2 separate regions of the Homo sapiens genome follow, and region 2 is linked to region 1. The links are chromatin contacts, found by Hi-C in ENCODE. All regions are on one chromosome and are shown on one strand. The core of a region is the stretch at or near the end of the contact, and the rest is flanking DNA. Distances in the headings are between cores, read along the strand shown. Region 1 holds the start of LINC01229 (long intergenic non-protein coding RNA 1229). Region 2 has its middle 100 kb from the start of LINC01228.

The links. Hi-C counts contacts between places; a loop is a spot of excess contacts on that map. Pooled maps may share reads with other maps.
Region 2: a map of sigmoid colon shows a loop between it and region 1 (3-fold over the local background). The contact joins the enhancer-like site here to the promoter of LINC01229 in region 1. A Hi-C loop is called at or near these places in 1 of 168 maps with a recorded cell type or tissue (sigmoid colon) and 5 of 50 pooled maps.

What each region holds. Positions count from the first base shown.
Region 1 is chr16:79,768,777-79,772,292 of GRCh38, reverse strand. It overlaps LINC01229 (long intergenic non-protein coding RNA 1229), which reads right to left and starts at 1,822. Exons shown (of 4, transcript NR_104660.1): 1 at 1,766-1,822. MAFTRR (MAF transcriptional regulator RNA) reads left to right here and starts at 1,761. Exons shown (of 6, transcript NR_104663.1): 1 at 1,761-1,846; 2 at 3,071-3,140. RefSeq lists silencers at 1,502-1,551, 1,476-1,674 and an enhancer at 1,672-1,721.
Region 2 is chr16:79,926,581-79,930,096 of GRCh38, reverse strand. No RefSeq gene overlaps it. Among named protein-coding and RNA genes, the nearest start is that of LINC01228, 100 kb to the right of the region's middle. Within about 2 kb of position 1,561, at least 2 of the 41 ENCODE cell types and tissues checked have a DNase peak (open chromatin) inside an H3K27ac peak, as active enhancers do.

The DNA of each region.
Region 1 (3,516 bases), core at 573-3,072:
ACAGGCACGTGTGCATGCACACACACACATAAACACAGCCATAAATATATACACTCCCATTTAATAGACTGGAGATTCAAATTACAGTTATAGTGTCATAAAACTATCTGTAGGGTGTGTGCAGAAGTCTAAGTGTGTGTGTGATGTGGGTTGGGGTGGCAAGCTTACAACCTTCCTCCTTCCCTTGAGGTTCGACATTCTCAAAACGTGAGATTCCTCTGGGACATTTAAATAAGCTGTATTCATAGGGGCGGCTACATAATTTGCAGACCCAGTGCAAAATGAAAACACGGGACCTCTTCTTCAAATCGTATTAATAACTTCAAAACAGCAACAGCAGAGCAGTAAACCAAGTGTAAGACCTTCTAAGTACAGAATCTGTGCATTTGGGCTGGTCACACACCCACAAAGCAAGCTGGGGTTTGAGGATAACACATAGAGAGAGTCTGGATTCGATTTTTGCAATATACACCATTTCTTTAGGAAAGTTCAAACTTTCCCTCTGAAGGCTCTAATCTAAGTCTGCTGAATGAATTGACAAGAAATTAACAGGAGAAAAGCCATAACAAAGCTATTCAATCATAGTTTTATGTGACATGGGAGCCCTCAAAATGAAGACCGCAAGTCCCAGATAAAAATAGATACCCCGGGTATCTGTTTTTACCCGGGCTTAAGTTTGATGAAGCATGGATAGCCAGGTAGAAATAGGGTTAGACAAAGAAGAGTCTGATCTAATAGCAAGAGACTGAGGCAGAAAACCCAGCACGGCCTGTCTGTTCAAATTTTTCTTAGCTTCTCTATGTAGCACGTCTTCCTCTCCAGTATGGGGCAGGACCTACAACCCACAAGGTAGGTCAGAGAATTTCTTTATGGCCATTTCTGAAAAGTGCTTGCAGAGGTTCCTGGCATCATGAAACCAGAGTGTCTTGGGAATCAGACTGGCTTGGGTTTGAATCCTGTGTAACCATGTACTAACAGAATTTCTCTGACACTTCCACTCACCATTTTGAACTTCAATTTCCCATCTATTAAATGGAGACAGGGCAACCCACTCTCCGAATTACAATTAATTAGAGGATTAAATGCAATAAGGCATAGAAAGCAAACAAAATTCGAGGTCAAAGCCCGGTACATAATAAATGTTCCAAATTGCCCTTCATTTTGGGCACAGATCTTGCAGATCAGTTCAAACAAAAACACACTATATATTAAAAGTGAGGCTATTGTAATTGAAGACCAAGAGAGATTCGGAAACCTGACAAATCGTTTTCAACCTGTCCGTTCTTTTGCCTCTAATGAGACTTCTCCTTTGGGTGGGAAGAGATGACCTTCTGAAAAGGCCCTCCGTCCGCGTCAGAATTTGGCGACTAAAGCATGCATGAGCTGGGAATGGTGACAAGTTGCAAAGGGAAAGGGGGAGGGTAGGCAGGGTAAGAAAGAAAACTTAGGGCTGGGGTGTGAAGGGTCTCTTGGTTTGTTTTCCTGGCTGGGACAGCGAACTTCTCCGCAGCCAAGTTTCTGGAGCGGGGCCGGCCGCTTCGCGGCTCCCATTGGTCCGGCCGCGGCTGTTGCTAGGCGGATGGACCAATGGCGCGCGAAGGGCGTCTGGGCTCCTCCTCTTCTGGGCCGCGGCTGGAGCCCGGGAAGCGGCGGCGTCCGCGCTTCTCCCGGCGGCTCTTTCTCTTCTTCTTTTTTTTTTTTTTTTTTAAGGCGGGGCGGGGCTGGGGGCGCGGCGTCGCGGAGCTCGGGCCGGTGGAAGGTTTACCTGCTAGGCTCGTCCCACCTGTGTGGAGCTCCCATCGCCCTCCAGCGTTGCGCAGCCTGAAGGGACAGGACGGACAAGCGGGTATTTTTTCCCCCTCACGCAAATGTGTATTTTGTGTTTTAATAATTTTATCAACTCGGTGAACTCTCGCGAGAGCACTCGCTGCGTGTCTTGCCTCTGTCGTCCTTCCCAGTCTCTAACCGGCCCCTGGGCCACCTCTCACAATTGAGCCCCCAGCCCTTGAACACACGCACACACGCACACACGCTGAGCTACCGCCAATGCTTGAGCCCCCAGCCCTTACACACACCCATACACGTGCACAAACACACACACACGCTGAACCAACTTCAACACTTGAGCCCCCAGCCCCTAGAGAGAGACACACACACACACGCTGATGCGGGAGCATTTAGCACAGTTTCCTTGCTGAAAAAGCAGGACCTCGGTTTAGAAAATGGAAATTGCCCAGGAGGAAAAGAGAGCTGAGATATATGCAGCCCCAGGTACTTAGGGTTAGTAATAATATTGTTAATAATACTATCGTTTCTGAGGGGTTTCTACCAGATACTGTGTTGAGTAGTTGCCATGCTTAATCCTATTTAGAGCTTGGTGTGCCCATGGGTAAACAGAGGCACTGAGCAGGGGAGGCAGAAGCAGGACTGGAAACTGTCTGTGTAACTTTGGAGCTCTTGGTTCTATCCACTTACTGGTGTGGTTGCATGGCTGTACAACTGCCCATGTGGTTATGGCCCCCATCTGGGGATAGGTCTCAGTAGAACCTACATCGCCAGGGCTATGCCAGCCTTATGCAGTCCTATGCATAACTACCAATTCTCAGAATGAGCATGTTTATCACCCTTGGCCCATCCTGCCCCATCACTGTATTTAACACTTGCATCTTAGGTGGATCTTCCTCAATAATCCTGGAATGAGTAGAAAAGACCCATGTTCTGTGTGTTTGGGGAACATCTTATCTTCATCCTGCAACACACATCCACCTCGGCAGCTTCCCCTCAACTAATGTGGGAACCACAACTCAGAGAGGAAAGTGACTGGATCAAGGCTACTCTGATCAAAGCTGGTCACTTCCCACATCTGTGAGACAGCAGAGCCAGTTCTCTGCTTGGTGAAGCAATTCCGTAAAAGCATTTCTCTAACAAGTGACTGCAGACTTCACGTGAACTCAGCTGCATACTGGAAGTCACTGTGATTCTAATTTTATGAAGAATTATCAAGTTGAGCATATTTAAAACTGTGTGGGGCTTTTTTTCTTATACAGTTTCCTTTTTTCTTTTTTTCAAGGTGCCTCCTTCTAATTCATCTTCACCATTGTGGTTGTCAATATGGCATGCAGAATTATCCCTCTTTCCAGGTGAGGACGCGGAGACATGGAGACACATGTAGCCCAGACACATAACAACACAGTAGGCAGGCCCAGTCTTGGAGCACAGATTCTTCCTCCCCCTCCCCACACCTTAGCTAGCTTCTTTGCTCTCCCTGAGTGCCTATGGCTTACAAGTTATCCATTTACAACAAAAGGTTGTTTATTCAGAATGTAGGGACTGGGAATACAGAAGCCAAAAAAAAAAAAATGAAGTGAGAAATGAAATCCCTTCTGTTTTGTTGTTTGGAAACTGCCTGGGAAGTGGCCTGCCAGCTAGGAACAGGGTTGGCTGGTGAAGAAGCCCCTGGCATGACATTTTTCTGCTTAGCAGATGCCTGTGTGCCACCCTCGCCCTTGCTCTGAG
Region 2 (3,516 bases), core at 312-2,811, 160 kb before region 1:
AGTGTGGAAACCTGGCCAAGCTCACACAGCTGGTACAAGGAGAATGGGATTCCAATGCAGGGTGATCCTCTTACCAGGGGCCTGCCCAGATTCCTGCAGCCCTCATTTCTCCCTCTTCTGAGGTCTGTGTTGGGTTACTGAGCACAGAAATCTTAGTACTTAAGGTTTTCTTACTAATTCATGAGTATTAATTTGTCCTCAGCTAGACTATAAACGTCTCAAGAGGAACCAGAGAATTATCTTTGTATAATACATGATACCCTTTAAAAAACAAAGAACTTTGTTGCTTAACTATGATGTGTTGGCAGTTGCCCTGAAGACGAAGTTATTTGTATAAATAACCAGAGGAAAATTGAACCAGTGCCTGGACATATTTTTTCTTGAAAGAAAACAGACATTGGTGTAAAATAGAGGTGGATTTAGATCCAGCCCCAACCCTTATTTTTTGAGAAATAAGAATAGCAAATTACATTGCTCCCCTGAGTCTAAGTGTCCACATCTCTAAAGCAGCCACATTTCTCTTCAGATGATTGGAAATAATCCAGTGATACATACAACTTGATGTCTGACAATTGACAAACCTAAGAGTAGCTATAGGCAGAGGAGGCACTGGAGCCCTGACTCAGCCATTTACTAGCTATATGAGCTTGGGTATGCTGTTAGTCACTCATTGCCTCAGTTTTTTAATCTGTAAAATGGAGTGATAAGAATAGGAGTTCATAGAATAAAACCTTTTTGAGTGAATACACATTTAGAGTATTCAGATATGTCTGACACACAATGATCAATAACTTCTAGGAAATAACATCAGTTATTTTTCATAATGATATAAGATGCAATGAGCACATGAGACAGAAAAATGTGCTTTACAGAAGAAGAGAAGTTGAGATGGGCCTTGAAACACAGGCTGCTTTCTGAATGGCTAGGAGGTTCCACACATTCCAGGCAAAGGAAACGGTATAGGCATGGCAGTGGGGAAGGATGTGGCCTTCCTAGAGGATTGGGAACAGATTTATGGATAATATCTCTTGTCCACATTATACCTCTGGGATGCTGGGATGAGAAGGGTGAAGCAGAAGTTGGAGGCGGCTTTCCTGAAGCATCTGGGATGACCAACCTCAAATTCTGACATTGGCAACATTCATACATTTATATTCGACTTACCCTCCATGGATTTTACTCTGCACACTGTGTACTGATTTGTCACTTTTTTAGGGTAAGATTATGTCTCTGAGTAAGCTGATTAGTGTTAGACTGATTGTTTTAAAATAACTCGAGCGGCATCTGAATTTATTTACATACATGATATTGCCTTCTATAAACACAGCTGTATGCAGAAAGAAAATTCAACGGTATTTTAGGAAGTTAAGCCAACAGTTTAGCTGTAATAAAGGCAGCTTTCTCATTCTGGTTTCTCTTTATTTTTTCTTTCTGGACTAAGTTTTTCTGCAAGGATTGAGCCTAAATGCTTCTGCCCAGAAAAGTCTCAGGGAGTGGGAGAGTTGACATTCTGCTGGCCACGGGGAACAGCCATCAGGAGGAGGCAGAGTGCGTCTTTTAGGGAGGTGACCTCTCCTGGCACCAATTCCAGGAAGCGAGGCCATGCTGGCTTTCAAGCAAATGTGGAAACAGTCATGAGTCTTAGGACCCTTTCATATTCTGTGCAGGGCAAGGCTTTTCTGATTTCGTTGGTTCCATGTGTATTTAGAGAACAACATTCTGTGTTGCCAGGCTCTGTGTTGGGCTCTGGAGATTCAGTGATAAAAAAGGAAGATGCAGACCCTGCCCTCATGAACCTTACACTCTATGGGTAGAGTCAGGTGATCGGTAAGAGGTATGAAAATGACTATGTAAATGCCATTATGATGAAGGCAATCACGTATTAGGTTGATGCAAAATTAATTGTGGTTTTTGCAATTAAAAACATAATTGCAAAAATCTTACTTTTGCATCAACCTCATACAAGGACATGCAATGGGCCACTTGATGGCAGGAAAGCAAGTGATAAGAGAACACTCCTCTGAAGAAGTGGCATTTACACTGAGAACTATGGGATGAAAATGGATTGACTAGGTGAAGAGGCAAGGAAAGAGTGTTAGCTTGAAGGGACGAACTTGGTGCATTCAAAGGAGGAGAAAGAGGACAGTGGGGCTGAGTAGAAGAGAGTGAGGTGAGGATGCAGAGGAAGTCAGAAGCCAGACCAATTAAGCAGGTGCGGGCTGTGCTGTGCATTTTCACTTTATCCTCTGAACAATGAGAATCCATCAATGGGTTTAAGCCATGGAGTGACATGGTCAGATTTGTGTTTCAAAATGACCAGAAGAGAATGGATTTGTAGGAGACATGAAAAGGGATGTGGCACATCCATCAAATGGCTACTGCAGAGGTGTAGGCAAGAGGGGAGGGTGACTAAGACAAGGGCAGGGGCAGTAGAGACAGAAATGGGCAGTCAGATTGAGACAGAAGTTGGGGATTTGATCAATGCAGCTCACGTTTGACTGCACGTGAGGAAAAGGAAATAACAGGTCCAATTAACATTTTTGTTTGTTTGTTTTTGACCTGAGTAACATTAGTGGTAGTGATACCACTCAAGGAAATGGGAGAAGATAGGAGAGAAGCAGGCTAGAGTTAGAATGTAAAAATTATGAGCATTCTTTGGCTTATGTAAAATGTATGATGATTATAAACTTCTAACAGGAGATGGGGGAAGACAGAGATGTATAGGTCTGAACATCCAAGACGGACTTTGGCTGGATATTTTGCTGGAAAGAGAGAAAGTAAGTATGCAAAACCATGAGAGTGGATGAGATTATGGAGAAAAACAGGACGAGGGTAGCAGCAGAAGCTTATGAAGATGTGAGTTCCTTGAAATCATCTCTGCTAATTCAAGACATTGCAGGCAGTTCGAAGTTCTGTCTGGGGAACAGGTGTCTGAAACAAGTTTTGTATATAATAGGATGGGACTCAGAAAAGTAAGCTGTGCACACAGACAATGCACCAATTCCAACAGGAGGATTTACACCATTTGTCCTCCTGATGTGTCACGATGCAGGGAAATGTCAGCTGTACATCCACAGAGGATTTATGTCAGCACTCCATCGCGGCCAGTTTTTGAAGCCCATCGCAGGAGGGATTTATTAGGCCCTGGCGCTAGATCACTTTTTCTTAGGATTTTGACTGCAACACATTCTTCTTTTGATTATTTAAGCTCTCGTTATTTTTTAGCCCATTGCCACAAAGTCTTCTGAGTAAAATGGAAGAGCTTCCTAGTGCCCAATAAGAGAAAGAAAATACAAGAAGGAAAATGTTGGTAAGAGATTAATTTTGCTCTAAAAACGCCTCCATGTGGACATTATCTTAGTGGAATTGCTTACAAAAATGTATTAGCTAACATCAAGAGGCAGTTTAGTGGAAGCCGGAATGGTCCCCGATCCCAGCTCTGTCACTTACTAGCTGTGTTTCCTGGCACAACTCACTTAACTTCTCTGTGCCTTCTAATCACATCTTTATATTAAC